Regions from separate parts of the Homo sapiens genome. Here regions 1, 2, 3 and 5 are each linked to region 4. A link is a contact called in ENCODE Hi-C or POLR2A ChIA-PET data. All regions are on one chromosome and are shown on one strand. Each heading gives the region's core, a stretch centred on a gene start or an enhancer-like site at or near the end of the contact. The rest is flanking DNA. Distances are from core to core; before and after follow the strand shown.

What was found. A loop is a pair of places that touch in the nucleus more often than their neighbours do. ChIA-PET counts read pairs that join two places held with the same protein, here RNA polymerase II (POLR2A). Pooled maps may share reads with other maps.
Region 1: a map of CD8-positive, alpha-beta T cell shows a loop between it and region 4 (9-fold over the local background). The contact joins the promoter of TMEM258 here to the promoter of SLC3A2 in region 4. A Hi-C loop is called at or near these places in 2 of 168 maps with a recorded cell type or tissue (CD4-positive, alpha-beta memory T cell and CD8-positive, alpha-beta T cell) and 6 of 50 pooled maps.
Region 2: a pooled map shows a loop between it and region 4 (4-fold over the local background). The contact joins the promoter of MACROD1 here to the promoter of SLC3A2 in region 4. A Hi-C loop is called at or near these places in 1 of 168 maps with a recorded cell type or tissue (posterior vena cava) and 4 of 50 pooled maps. POLR2A ChIA-PET finds 5 or more read pairs at or near these places in 1 of 52 experiments (naive thymus-derived CD4-positive, alpha-beta T cell).
Region 3: a loop to region 4 is called in a pooled map, with 9 times the contacts of the local background. The contact joins the promoter of COX8A here to the promoter of SLC3A2 in region 4. A Hi-C loop is called at or near these places in 9 of 50 pooled maps. POLR2A ChIA-PET finds 5 or more read pairs at or near these places in 2 of 52 experiments (WTC11 and activated B cell).
Region 5: a loop to region 4 is called in a pooled map, with 4 times the contacts of the local background. The contact joins the promoter of RCOR2 here to the promoter of SLC3A2 in region 4. A Hi-C loop is called at or near these places in 2 of 50 pooled maps. POLR2A ChIA-PET finds 5 or more read pairs at or near these places in 4 of 52 experiments (A549, IMR-90 and WTC11).

Annotation. Positions count from the first base shown.
Region 1 is chr11:61,791,347-61,794,046 of GRCh38, reverse strand. TMEM258 (transmembrane protein 258) reads left to right here and starts at 1,448. Exons shown (of 4, transcript NM_014206.4): 1 at 1,448-1,491. The coding sequence starts at 1,489. FEN1 (flap structure-specific endonuclease 1) reads right to left here and starts at 1,136. Exons shown (of 2, transcript NM_004111.6): 1 at 1,019-1,136. MIR611 (microRNA 611) reads left to right here and starts at 1,486; the gene lies at 1,486-1,552. RefSeq lists enhancers at 247-1,222, 1,136-1,430, 1,223-2,200.
Region 2 is chr11:64,164,719-64,167,418 of GRCh38, reverse strand. It overlaps MACROD1 (mono-ADP ribosylhydrolase 1), which reads left to right and starts at 1,306. Exons shown (of 11, transcript NM_014067.4): 1 at 1,306-1,722. The coding sequence starts at 1,425. LOC105369339 (a long non-coding RNA gene) reads right to left here and starts at 1,181. Exons shown (of 3, transcript XR_950187.3): 1 at 830-1,181. RefSeq lists silencers at 920-1,179, 1,440-1,519, 1,650-1,749 and an enhancer at 1,287-1,787.
Region 3 is chr11:63,973,234-63,975,933 of GRCh38, reverse strand. COX8A (cytochrome c oxidase subunit 8A) reads right to left here and starts at 1,314. Exons shown (of 2, transcript NM_004074.3): 1 at 1,140-1,314. The coding sequence starts at 1,253. RefSeq lists an enhancer at 961-1,400.
Region 4 is chr11:62,879,504-62,882,203 of GRCh38, reverse strand. It overlaps SLC3A2 (solute carrier family 3 member 2), which reads right to left and starts at 1,308. Exons shown (of 9, transcript NM_001013251.3): 1 at 757-1,308; 2 at 138-311. The coding sequence starts at 1,180. RefSeq lists enhancers at 317-596, 1-1,032, 1,017-1,286, 676-1,567, 1,937-1,986.
Region 5 is chr11:63,915,750-63,918,449 of GRCh38, reverse strand. RCOR2 (REST corepressor 2) reads left to right here and starts at 1,286. Exons shown (of 12, transcript NM_173587.4): 1 at 1,286-2,120. The coding sequence starts at 1,994. RefSeq lists silencers at 408-457, 1,135-1,194, 1,335-1,454 and an enhancer at 1,546-2,209.

The DNA of each region.
Region 1 (2,700 bases), core at 199-2,698, 1.1 Mb after region 4:
CCAGGCTACAGTGAGCTATGATTGTGCCACCACACTCCAGCCTGGGCAACAGAGCAAGACCCTGTCAAGAAAAGAAAAGAAGACAAAAGAAAAGAGAAAGAAGAAACGAAAGACTCCATCAGGCCTTTTCATTGTTCCCACTCTTTCTTCACAGGGTTCTTTCTAGAGCATCAATGACTGTTCAATTCTTCCTTCTAATTCAGTCCAAACACTTCAGCATGGCATCACGATCTTTCATGTTCTGGTTCCCAACCTAACCCTACATTCTGGGATCTCAACAGAAAGCTGGAATAAGGCCCGCCTTTTCCCACTTTTCCTTAGCTGTGCCCTCCTCTCGCCATCCTCTCACGCGTCCTTCCAGGTCCATCCCTGGATTATTAATCAATTAATAATTAATTGACAATGAATTATTCATTTGATTAATATGAATAATTCCCCTGTGAACTGCAGCGGCAAAAGCTCTGGCCTTGAATCTAGGCGCGGCATTTACCATCCGTGTGACATTACCAAGCCACTGAGGTTTATTTTCTCGTCTACAGAAGAAGAACGATTACCATGCCTGTCTCTCAGGGCTGCTGCCAGGGTTAACTGAGACAACAGACAGAAACCTCTAATGTCCCCTCTCCAGGCCTGTTCAACCCTTCGGCTCTTGCCTCAAGCCGGCCGCGCTGCTGGAGTGTGGACTGAGGACCAGACCATGTAGCCCTTGATCCCCTCACGGCGTCCCACAGACAGGTAGGCAGGAAAGGGGCCTAAACAACTCAAGTGTCAGAAATGTTTCTCGTCCAAGGTCTTAGGAAAAATACAACACGACCCCATAAGGTGGAACTTATTACCGCTTTTCTACAATGGAGGAAAGAGAGGCTCGGAGCTTACGCGACTGGCCCAAGGCTCACAGGGGGAAAAGTGGCGGGACCTCTTGACTGCGAATCCCGCGCACTCCAGACCCCGGCTCCCCACGGCCCCCAGCGCCAAGCGGACCCCGTCGCTCCCGGAGGCGCTTCCCATGGGGTCTCACCTGGCCTTTGGGACACGCGGCCTCGGCGGCTAAAGCTTGGTTCGGGGTTGCCCCGGGCAGGCGGTCCTAAGCTCGCTCTCCCTTCTCAGCTTAGCGGCGGGTGGCCTGACGTTCAGCCGCCTTCCAAAGCCCGCGCTCCCGTCACGTGACCTGCTCGCCACGCACAGCCTCTTGGGGCGCGTAGTGCAGGCTGCGTCCCCTCAGACGGCTGCTCTCATGGCAACCAGTCCCTCCAGGGAGAACAGAGTCTCTCAGCGACCCTGGCGTACCCTTCTCCACCGCTTGTCCCCACTCCACCCACACCAGGTCCCCGCAGGCCCCTGCTCCCTCTACACCCGAAATCGCAGGACTACAAGTCCCTCAATGCCACTTGCGCCGGAGGCACTTCCTTTTCCGGTTGTGCTAGGCGCCTGCTCCTGCCGACGTGTTCTTCCGGTGGCGGAGCGGCGGATTAGCCTTCGCGGGGCAAAATGGTGAGAGCGTTGAGGGGAGTTCCAGACGGAGATGCGAGGACCCCTCGGGGTCTGACCCACACCGCGCTTATCTCCTCAGACGCCGGAGATCCAGAGGGCTAGACGCTCCTGGAACCTCCGGCTTGGGCTGAAGGGTGGGGAAGGGGGAAGCCCCTTGCCATGAACTCCTTAGGTTTCTCAGCTCGCGATTTCTAAGGGCGAGAGGCGTGGGGCGAATTTTGAATACCTTCCAGTTTGTATATCTCTGTTATCGGTGGTGTGTTATCTTTATTTGGAAAGTTCTTCTGCCGAACCCGTGCCCATCCTACAATGCCCTGGGCAAATGTTTATTGGTGAAGCACTTCCAACTCTCAGGCACTTGGCCAGACTTTCCTAGGAGCGCCCACAGCCTCTGTACAGATCTCTGGCCACGTTCCATGGACTTCTTTGTTTTCGGCCACGCCTCCTAGTGACCACCGTCTGACGCGCATCTAGCTCTGGGATGATGTCTATTCATCTTTGTATTCTCAGTGCCAAACAGAGGGCCCGTAATTGGAAGCTCAATAAATGGCAGTGATTGTCTTTATCATTTTGGGGGAAGGGGGCCGTGATTGTTTACTGAATTGAATTCCAGTGTCTCAGAACAATGGGGGCAGTTTACTTCTCTAGAGTTGTTATGTTCTGGATTTTAGAAGCATTGGCTGACCGGTGACAATGAAGTTAACATTTGTACAGATCTTTACGTTTACAGCCCTCTTTCATAAAAGACATTATCTCATCATCTTCCCTACAGCCTTAGGAAGGAAGCAAATACCTGTTGAGCAAAATACTCCCTGCTAGGCACTAGATGCTTTGATTCATCATCTTTCTTATTTTTCAGTTCTGTGAAATAGATATTACAGTCGCTTTACTCAGACTCAGATTACTCAGAACCAGAACTTGAATGTCTTGACCATAGCTCACAAGATTCCATAATAGCATAGGTAGTGAGGAAAATACTGAATTAGAAATTGAGGGCCAGGCGCGGTGGTTCACTCCTGTAATCCCAGCACTTTGGGAGGCTGAGGCGAGCGGATCAGGAGGTCAGAAGTTCAAGACCAGCCTGGCCAGCAAGGTGAAACCCTGTCTCTCCTAAAAATACAAAAAATTAGCCGGGCATGGTGGTTCACGCCTGTAATCCCAGCTGCTCGGGAGGCTGAGGCAGGATAATCACTTGAACCCAGAAGGCGG
Region 2 (2,700 bases), core at 57-2,556, 1.3 Mb before region 4:
AGGTGAGTGTCTACCACCATACCAGGGTAATTTTTTTGTGTGGGGGCGGGTAGAGATGAGGGGGTCTCACTATATTGCCCAGGCTGGTCTTGAACTCCTGGCCTCTAATAATCCTCTTGCCTCAGCCTCCCAAAGTGCTGGGATTACAGGTGTGAGCACTTATTCATTATTCATTATTACATTCATTATATTATTATAATGGCCCGGCCTGTATTCATTATATTTATCATAAAGTAATATTAATAGTACATAAAAATATATAAAAGTACTTAAAAATCCATCCTCGTGTTTTTTGTTTTGTTTTCTTTGAGACAGAGTCTCGTTCTGTCACCCAGGCTGGAGTGCAATGGCACGATCTCGGCTCACCGCAACCTCCGCCTTCCGGGTTCAAGTGATTCTCCTGCCTCAGCCTCCCGAGTAGCTGTAATTAACAGGCATGCACCACCACGCCTGCATAATTTTTGTATTTTTAGTAGAGACGGGGTTTCGCCATGTTGGCCAGGCAGGCCTCGAACTCCTGACCTCGTGATCCACCCAACTCGGCCTACCAAAGTGCTGGGATTACAGGCGTGAGCCACCGCGCCCGGCCGGTTTTTGTTTAAAAAAGAAAAGAAAAAAAAAAAAAAACACACAGACACACACAAAAACATCACCCCAATCCTTCCACCCTTGAACGCCACTTGAAGCCTAAGTTTCCTGCCTCCAAATTCCACTATTTCCACCCTCGACTCTCCTCCCCAGCTGTCCTAGATTCTGCTCCAGCTGAGCCTTGGCCCCGGGGCTGTTAGAAGGCAGAGGCTCTGGGGAGAAGTCCCCAAACCGGATTTACCCGTTCGTCGCACCTGTCCCTAGGAGGGCAGGCTGGGGTGTGGAGGCGGTGCCCTGCTGACCCGCGGGGAGAGAAGCCCGGGTCTCCCAGGCTGCAAAACGCTCGGCACTGCGGAAGCCGCGCCAGGCTCTCCCAGCTCGATACGCAGCGGCCGGCGCGCCTGCTCCGCCGCGGGGCCGAGCGGCAGAGGGGCCCGGGGCTGCGTGGAAGGCCCGGGGGCTTCAGCCCGTGCCGGGGAAGCCGACGCTCAGCCAACCAGAAAGTTAGAGGCGGCCGAGGTCTCGCGGAGGGGAGGCGCCTGGCGGCCACGGGAGAAGTCGAAGGGCTCAGGCGGGGCTCCATCCGCGACACTGGGAGCCCGGGCGGGCGCGCACGTGTGTATACGAGTGCGTGGGCCCATCCGGCGGCCCGGACTACAAGTTCCAGGGTGCCCAGCGGCGCTCCCGGGTTTTCTGGCCGCGCCTCCCGCTGGCTCCGAGCAGGTCGCCGCTGGCTGGCAGTCGCCACCCGGTCCCAGAGTAAATAAGGGAGAGACACTCCCGAGCGCCGTAAATAGAGTCCAAGTGGGCGGAGAGCCGTCCCGCGCCGCCCGCTCATGTCTCTACAGAGCCGACTGTCCGGCCGCCTGGCACAGCTGCGCGCGGCGGGGCAGCTGCTCGTCCCCCCGCGCCCCCGGCCCGGACACTTGGCGGGTGCCACGAGGACCCGCAGCAGCACGTGCGGTCCCCCGGCGTTCCTGGGCGTGTTCGGCCGCCGTGCGCGGACCTCGGCGGGAGTTGGGGCGTGGGGGGCGGCGGCGGTGGGGCGGACAGCCGGGGTGCGCACTTGGGCCCCCCTGGCCATGGCGGCGAAGGTGGACCTGAGCACCTCCACCGACTGGAAGGAGGCGAAATGTAAGTGTAAGCACGAGGGGGCGCGAGGGAGAGGGCGGCCTCACGTGGAGCTTCCCGGCTGGGCGGCCCCCAACGAGCGAGCAGCCCCTTCCACCCGAGAGACCTGGGGAAGTTGAGGCCCCATCTGCCCTGGAACGGACCCCTCCTCCCCATTGACAGCCCCCCCCGCCCCCGCGCGTGTTCCCAGCCCCACAGAACAATTCACTCCAGACCAGGTCCAAGTGTCCACGCAGGGGGCAGCGTGAGGAAGGCGGCCTTCCTTACCCCATTGGAATGGGTCACAGGGCACCCCAGAGATTGTGCAGGACCTACCAACTTCCTTCCCTGTGCAGGAGGGAAACTGAGGCCGAGTGCCACAGCTGGCTTCCCCAAGGTCACTCGGAGCTGGTGGCAAAGTGGAGGTTATGATCCCGGACTCTCCAAACTTTGCACAGTGTGGTTCTTAAGTGTTCGGGAATGGGGCTGAGGGAACAGCTCCGGGGCTGGCGTCCCACCTGGTGGGGCACGTAACCTCACAGAGTGACCTTCCTGGGCTGGCCTGTCCTGCCTCCACCCCACCCCAAGCCCGCACTCTGATGCCTTCCTGGGCACGTGGTCTGGCGCCCTTTTCCCCTTCTCGCTGGCCTCTGGCCACTTGTGAGCAGTTTGCTCATGCCAGGAACAGAGGTTAGAGGAGCAGGGCAGAGGTGGGGTCTTGTCCCTGTGACAACTGATGACACCCTTCAAGAATCACACCACTTCCTCTTGCTCCTGGAGGGGGCATGAGTCTGGGGCCTGGGGAGAGAGAGAACCCAAGCTGCCGCTACTGAGCCCCAAATAGCCCTGCCGGGCACCCAGCTGCCCCTGCCTTTCAGGGCCTGCCTCCTGGGATCCTGTGACTCTTCCCGGCTGGATCCCCTTTCAAAAGTGCAGGGAAGTGGCTAATTGGCTGGGCCTCCGTGGTGGAGTAGGTGTGGCCTCTGGGCTGGGCAGGCAGGA
Region 3 (2,700 bases), core at 65-2,564, 1.1 Mb before region 4:
TAAAGGAAGGGACAGGAAGCAGGATTTATTGAAACCTGTTTTAAAGCTGGTCTGGGCCGGGCATGGTGGCTCACACCTGTAATCCCAGCAATTTGGGAGGCCAAGGCGGGCGGATCACAAGGTCAGGAGTTAGAGACCAGCCTGACCAACATGGTGAAACCCCGTCTCTACTAAAAATACAAAAAATTAGCCGGGAGTGGTGGCGGGCGCCTGTGATCCCAGCTACTCGGGAGACTGAGGCAGGAGAATGGCTTGGCTTAAACCTGGGAGGCGGAGGTTGCAGTAAGCCGAGATCGCACCACTGCACTCCAGCCTGGGTGACAGAGCAAGACTCCGTCTCAAAAAAACAAACAACAAACAAAAAAAGCAAAGCCTGTATGTTAAGACCCAGGATCCTTGCATGGGCCAGTAACTCCAAAACGATACCTATCCTTCCTTGCCTGAAAACCCCCTCCCAGGCCGGGCGCAGTGGCTCACGCCTGTAATCCCAGCACTTTGGGAGGTTGAGGCAGGCGGATCACGAGGTCAAGAGATCGAGACCATCCTGGCCAACATGGTGAAACCCCGTCTCTACTAAAAATACAAAATTTAGTTGGGCATGGTGGCACGCGCCTGTAGTCCCAGCTATTCGGGAGGCTGAGGCAGGAGAATCGCTTGAACCCGGGAGTCGGAGGCTGCAGTGAGCCGAGATCGCGCCACTGCACTCCAGCCTGGCGACAGAGCGAGAACCCGTCTCAAAATAAATAAGTAAAATAAAATAAAATAAAATAAATAGCAGTAACAACCATTTTCGTCGCTGACAGCGTCAGGCATCCCCCAGTGAACCAACGAGAAAATGGGCTCAGAGCGGCTAAAGAAGTCGGCAGGAGGCGGCGCAGCGAGGAGGCGACAGGAGAGGGAGGGCCTGACAGGACCAGACCCGAGATCCTGGGGCTGTGGGGAAAGACCTAACGCCGACAGCCCCGACTGTCGCCCGGGCACTGTCCCCGTCGTTCGCGCCCTCCAGACATGCCCAAACCGGCACTGCTGCTCCCCGCTACGCTGCGGGGCGCGAGGCATTCTCAGGACCACCTGAGGTCAGCTAGGCAGAAGGGGTCAGCCCACGGCGCCTCCCGCGCTCTTCCAGGCCCGTTCCTCACCATGATCCCAAGCTTCCCCTCCGGCGGCAACGAATGGATCTTGGCGCGCGGCACTGGGAGCCGCCGGGCCGAGCCTGTCAAGCCCCGCAGCAGCAGCGGCGTCAGGACGGACATGATGGCACGGAGTACACCACAAAAAACGGTCAGCCGTAGCCCAAGGTCAGGAAGCCAAAATGGCTGCGCTGGCCGGAAGTTCTGGAGCTGGGGAAGCAGGGAAACTGCGGCGCGGAAGTCTCTCGGAAATGACGCAAGAACACACCTCCCACAGCCCTTGGCAGTTTTTGGCGCGTTCCTCGAAACAGCCAATTGACACCTTCCTACGCTATGGGCGGAGCACAAAAGGGCTCTTCTTCGAGTTATGTTCCGCCTCCAAGGCTTATACTTGTGAATGACATCTGGGGCCACCCAATCATGTACGCGAGAAGCCTAAACTGTTCTTGACTCCTCCCTTCATTCATACTGTTAAATCTCTCTCTATTCAGGCTGGGCGTGGTGGCTCACGCCCGTAATCTCAGAACTTTTGGGAGGCCGTCTGTACTAAAAAAAAAAAAGTACGGGCTGGGCGCGTTGGCTCACGCCTCTAATCCCAGCACTTTGGGAGGCCGGGGCGGGTAGATCATCTGAGGTCAGGAGTTTGACACCAGTCTTGCCAGCATGGTGAAACCCCATCTCTACGAAAAATACAAAAATTGGCCGGGCGCAGTGGCTCACGCATGTAATCCCAACACTTTGGGAGGCCGGGGCCGGTAGATCATCTGAGGTCAGGAGTTTGAGACCAGTCTTGCCAGCATGGTGAAACCCCATCTCTACGAAAAATACAAAAATTGGCCGGGCGCAGTGGCTCACGCTTGTAATCCCAACATTTTGGGAGGCCGAGGCGGGTGGATCACCTGAGGTCAACAGTTCGAGACCAGACTGGCCAACATGGTGAAACCCCGTCTCTACTAAAAATACAAAAATTAGCTGGGCATGGTGGTGGGCGCCTGTAATTCCAGCTACTCGGGAGGCTGAGTCAGGAGAATTGCTGAACCCAGGAGACGGAAGTTGCAGTGAGCCGAGATTGAGCCATTGCAGTCCAGACTGGGCCACAAGAGCGAAACTCCATCTCAAAAATAAAAAACAACAATAAAAAAAGTTCGAAAGCAGCCTGGCCAACATGGTGAGACTCCATCTCGACTAAGAATACAAAAAATAGCCAGGCATGGTGGTAGATGCCTGTAATCTCAGCTACTAGGGAGGCTGAGGCAGGAGAACTGCTTGAACCCGGTAGGCAGAGGTTGCAGTGAGCTGAGATCACGCCACTGCACTCCAGCCTGGGCGACACAGCAAGACTCCGTCTCAAAAAAAAAAAAAAAAAAAAATCTCTCTATTGAGAGTCCCCTCCTCTCCACCAGGCCTCCGTCGTTTTTGTTGAGAATTCCTGACACTGACCTAGTAACCAAACCTCCCTCAATTACTATTACACTCTTCAATTCCAGTTACCATGCTGGAGCAGCCAACTTCCCTTCCTTCCTACCCTATCACTCTCTCTCCCTCCCCCATCCCTTCCTTCTTGGTTTTT
Region 4 (2,700 bases), core at 59-2,558:
AGACTAACAAATCTCCCCTCTACCTGCCCTAGGAAAACTCAGAGCCAGTTAGCAGGAAACCAGACAAAAGTTCTAGCCTACTTTTCCTCTGGCCAAGTCCTTTCTAGCTGTTTCCTTGGGAACCCCAGGATACCCACTCTTTTTTTTAGCCGATTGCAAGAGACTGTCAAAATCTTCCTTGGAGCCAAAATTGGGGTCGATCTGCAGCAAGTCAGTCTGAGCGACATCATCCTTCTGGTTCTTGTGAATTGGACCCAGCACAAGGCCCTTCACCTTCAGAGAGCTCAGGTAATCGAGACGCCCCTTCAGACCTGAAATGGGGGCTGGGTTAACAAGTGAGGCCCCTCTGAGAGGCCCCTGACCTCCCCACCCTCCCTTCTCCCAGCGCCTAAGGGTGGGACGGGGAGGGGGCAAAGGGGGAGAGAGGGAGGCAAGGCTGAATCACGAGACTCAGAGGAGCTGATGTAAGGAGTCCTGCACATTACTTCAGAAACCGGTTGCAACTGGCTTCTGGCGCCGCGGGGAAGGAGGACGCTGAGTCACCCACCCTCGTGACGGAGTGAGGGGCGGGTCGGCTTTCTTCAAAGAAAGGAGGGAAGGACAATGTGCCGGGGAGGGGGTGGGGGAAGGGGGAACAGTCGTCGGTACGGGATGGAGGGAAGAACCATCTAGATCCGTCTGGGGACAGGGGAGGGGGTCGGTGCAAGCCACCAGATTCAACCGGAGGTACCCGGGACGGGGGCGCGCTGCACTCACCCGCCAGGTTGCCCGCGCCGTGGCCCTGGAAGGCCTGAAGGTCGCCGATGCGGTAGAGGGCGCCCGTGTGCCACCACTTCTGCGCCGGTAGCTCGCGACAACGCGGCGCTCGCACGATTATGACCACGGCACCAGCAAGCATGCCGAGCCAGCCGAGCCAGAAGAGCAGCAGCAGTGCCCAGCGGGTGCGTACCCAGCCGGGGCTGCCTGCCACCTTCAGCAGCTCCTCCTTGGACAGGCCCGTGAACTTAGCCGCGGCTGCCGCCTCCGCCTCGTCTTCCGCCACCTTGATCTTCACCAGACCATTCTTCTCGGCTCCCGCCAGGGACATGGCCGCCCCAGACGCCGCGTTCATCGGCTGCTTCTCGGGCTCTAACTCATTCAGCTCCACCTCCTTCATATCCACCTCGGTGTCCTGGCTCATGGTGCCTGCAGAACCGGCGACACGACGCAGCTTGCGGTCAGATGGTGGCTCAACCCCTACCTGGACCCTCGGACCCAGAACGCTCTCCCCGGCCTCTGTGCCTCCGCGCAGTTTCGGCTACTGCATCTGCTCAGCAGCAGGCGCGGCCTCTGGGAAGGGGCAGCGGAGCCCCGCCCCGGCCCGCCCCTTAAGGTGGAACCTCGGGGACTGCCCCAGCCGTGGGCGGCTCAGGGTAGTAAAGTCAGGAACACGCCTCCGACAGTACTTCCTGCATGGTCCAATTTCTCATCTCCAACCTGTCTAACCCTAAAGTTCTTTTCAACCTGATTCTGGGAAGGCCTGGCACGGAGCCACCTTTAAGTGGACTAGGCCTGTGATCCTGCCCCAAATCCCGAGGCCCCTCCAGTGTCCTTTAGGCCTTACCGCCCCCAAACGCCCCTCTTCTTCCATTCCGGCAGGCTAGTGACTACCCCAACACCATCCTCCATTTGCCCCTGGTTCACGGCTCCGGCCGCCGTCTGGTTTTCCCAACTTTGCATGGCTACTTGCACTCTCAGAGGCAGCCAGTCACAACTTCTGCCTTTTCCCCCACCAAGGCTTGCCCTCTCAGGCCTCTGGGACTTGGCGCTAGACCTCTGCTAGACCTCTGCTTCCGTGCACGGCTTACTCCCACTCGTTTTTCAAGACTCATCTTGAATTCATTTCAAGAAATTCCTCATGCAGCAACTATTTATTGTGTACTCACTACAATACTTTGCTTTGTTAACTTTATTGAATTTAACACTAATCCAGCCTTCTTCACAGTACTTTAAAATGAATGGTTTGGGCAGGAAGGTTGAGGTAGACACCCCCCTTCTTATCCTACCCCACCCCCAGCTGCTAGCACCTGGATGTTTGGCAGCTAGGAATCAGACATCCAGAAGAGACTGATAGGGCTGTAATGAACATAACAGAGCTAGGTCTCAGAGGCATCCACCTTTTTTGTGGAATAGACCAGAAGATGCCATGGCCAGACTCTTACCCACCTTGCAGGAACTCCCACAGTTATCCCCAAACTCCCCCAAGGTCCTGTCTCCCTATCACTTCACTATGTTAGGCCTTGGAGGCAGCTGGTACTGCAGAGGCTTTGAAGAAGCCTAGAATTCCCTCCACAGGGTCCTTGGATTGAAGTGGGGCAGAGACAGGGTTCACAGCAGGGAACTACCGGACATCAACACCGTGGGGTGCCAACACTCTCAGGAACTCCTTGTTCCTAAACAGTGCCAGTTGGGCTACTTTCAGAGAGGAGCTGGAGGAAATCGGTTCTTTCTCCCTTTCCCACCTAGGCTGGAAGCCAAGATTGCTGTGTATTTGGAAGAAAGCAAAAGCCAAGATCTGAAGTAATAGCATAGAGAAAAGGGTCACCCTCTGCTAGTCCCCTCTGCAACCCCAGGCATCCAACCCCATCCCCACCCTAGGAACAAGGGGTGCACGGGGCAGCCCCTGGGAGAAGGCAAGCAAGTGGGTTCAGACCAGTGCTC
Region 5 (2,700 bases), core at 37-2,536, 1.0 Mb before region 4:
TGGCCCCATGTGGCTCGACGGCGCAGCAGCCGGGTGGGGTCGAGCCTGGCTTTCCCTGGCTGTCCGCAGGAGTCCCCGGGAACAAGCGGCCCCAGCCGGGTCGTGGCCCGACCGCAACACCCCGGCCACTCGGCCGCAGGCAGCGGGTGGGGGCAGGGATCCCTGGCTGGGCCCTAGGCTGCTTCTAAATTTAGGAATCTGATTACAGAGTGGACCAGGAAGGGAAGGGAGAGGAGGGCGCGAGTGCGGGCTCGGCTCAGTCTGGGCACAGCGGGGTGTGCCTGGGTGGAGGTGTGTCCAGGAGACTGGGGCTCCGGGTGGGAGGGGCGGCGGGCGGGGGCTTCAGCTTGTGTGCGCTGCAGCACGTGCCCCGGGCGGCGGGGACGGGCACGGGCGCAGCTCGCAGGCTCGGAGCCGCCGCCGGTGTGTGCGCTGGCTCTTTGTGTGCCTGGCAGGGTGGCTGGGTCTGGCTTTGAAAGTCTCTGCCCACCCCCTCCCCCATCTCCGTCTGTGCCGCTCTACCCGCTTCCCTGTCTGTCACTCTGCCCGTGCTTGTCCGGGGGGAGGGGGATGCTGCTTCCAGCTGGGGTGACAGTGAACCCAGTGGGGAGGAGACCCAGCTCCTCTCTCCCCTGCAGCCCAGACCTTCCCCTACACCTCCCACTCCCCATCCCTCAGCCCTTGCTACCACTGTTTAGGGGTGCATACTGCAGCAGTTAAAGGGAATTGGGGCGACCCTTGGGGACCCACAGATCCACCAGAAGCCAGCCTCTGGCTGGGTAGCTCTTGGAGGAATTCATTCCTTGCCTGTCCAGCCTCCCATCCGTTCTGGCCCCCAAGGGCGCATAAGGGGGGTCCCCCCTGCGGAAGGGGGGGCGGGGAGTTCCTTGGCAGGAAGGGAAATGGAAGGAAAAGCTGGGCTCCACCCGGGCGGGCGGGCAGGCGGCCCCAGGGCCCCCGGGGCAGGCGGCAGTAACCCGAGCCCACTGGTGTGTGGTGTTGGTGTGCGCGTGGGTGGGGCTGACCCCTGGCTACTCCTGGGGGGCAGTGGGGTCTCCCCCAGGGGCAAGTCTGGGAGCCCAGGGACGCGAGGGGAGCCCCCGCAGCGGGACGCGCGCCCCACCAGGGTCCTGATCCCACCCCCTGGAGGTCTGGCCCCGGCCCCCTGGCCCCGCCCCCCGGGCCCTCCCTCCCACCCCAGGGCCAGATGTTCAGCTGGCGGAGGCATCGGCTGGGGGAGGGGTGCTGAGGCCGCAGCCGGCACTACTTCCCTGCCAGCAGCTTCATTGTGTGCGCGAGGAGCGAGCGGCGGCGGAGAGCGGGCGAGCAAGCGGCATCCCGAGCGCGGCGGGGAGAGCGAGCGCGCCGGGGAGGGTGCGAGGCGGCACCCGCGGCTGCGCTCCGCCCGCCTCCCGGCAACTCTGCCCAGCGCCGCGCGCCGTGCGCGCCGTCCCGCCGCCGTCGCCGCCGCCGCCGCCGCCGGTGCCCCGGCCGGCTGCCGTCGCGGGCAGGGGTCTGCTTAGGACACGGGTCCCCGCCCGGGGACTGGGGCATCCCCGGCGCAGCTGAGAGGCGCAGAGCCCGGGGGGCGCAGATTGCGCTCCAGCGCCCAGCCGCTGAACGGCGTGGGCAGGTGGGCGGTGGGGTTCCAGGGCGCCCCGAGGACAGGGGGCCCCGACTTCAGGGGAACCCCAACCCTGAGGGGCGTACATAGTAATCACGCCCCAGCCGCACCGGACCTTGCGCTCATCCCTTGCGTCCCCCACTTCTGCACAAACTTTTCTGACGCCCTGGCTCGTGGGGGTCGTGGAGAGCGCTGGGGCTACCAGGTGGGCTCCCACCCCGCCGGACCCTAGCCACGCTGACCTCCTGCCTCTCCTAACCTCAGTGGCGACCTCTCCAGGCCGGGCCGGGCTCGGCACTCGGAGCGAGTGCGGCAACCACTGTCGCTCTCCGAAGGCTCCTGCGCCCCCCGGGGCAGCTGGGCGGGGTAATGCCCTCAGTGATGGAGAAGCCGAGCGCGGGCTCTGGGATCCTGTCCCGTAGCCGGGCCAAGACGGTGCCCAACGGCGGACAGCCCCACTCGGAGGATGACAGCAGCGAGGAGGAGCACTCGCACGGTGAGCCCGGTGGCCTAGGGTTAAAGGCGCGCCGGCCTGGGGGGAGCGGAGTGGGGCGGGAGGGGGAAGAGTTGCAGACCACGAGCCTGTTACACTGATGGCTCCTGCCTCTCCTGGATTGGAGCCTCTGCGTTGCTTCTCCCACAAACCCAGGCTGCCGGCACAGCCAATCTGGAACCTGGGCCCCTAGCTGCTGTGGAGGCGTCCTGCCGGCCCCTGCCCTGCCCTCACCCCCTCAGGGACCGAGGCATCCCTCCCTTGCATAGAGTGGGTCCCTCATACCTTGCCACCTTGCAGGGGACTGAGGTCTGGCTGGAGCAGGGACTGGAGAGACACCTCCACACAGAGCTGTGAGGCTCCTGTGGTGGGAAGGAGCCTTGGGTTCCTTGCAGGGCTGTGGTCCAGGTCTAGGGGCTGCCCTCCAACCCCGCTCCCCTCCCCCGGAACAAAGCACCCTGCTTGGCCTGGGCTCTAAAACTGTCCCCTTGTCCACCCTCCAGCCCCAATGGCCATGGCTGGACAGGGTCTTTTCCTCTTCCAGTCCCTTCTGTGGCTGCAGGTAACTGGGGTACAATGAGGG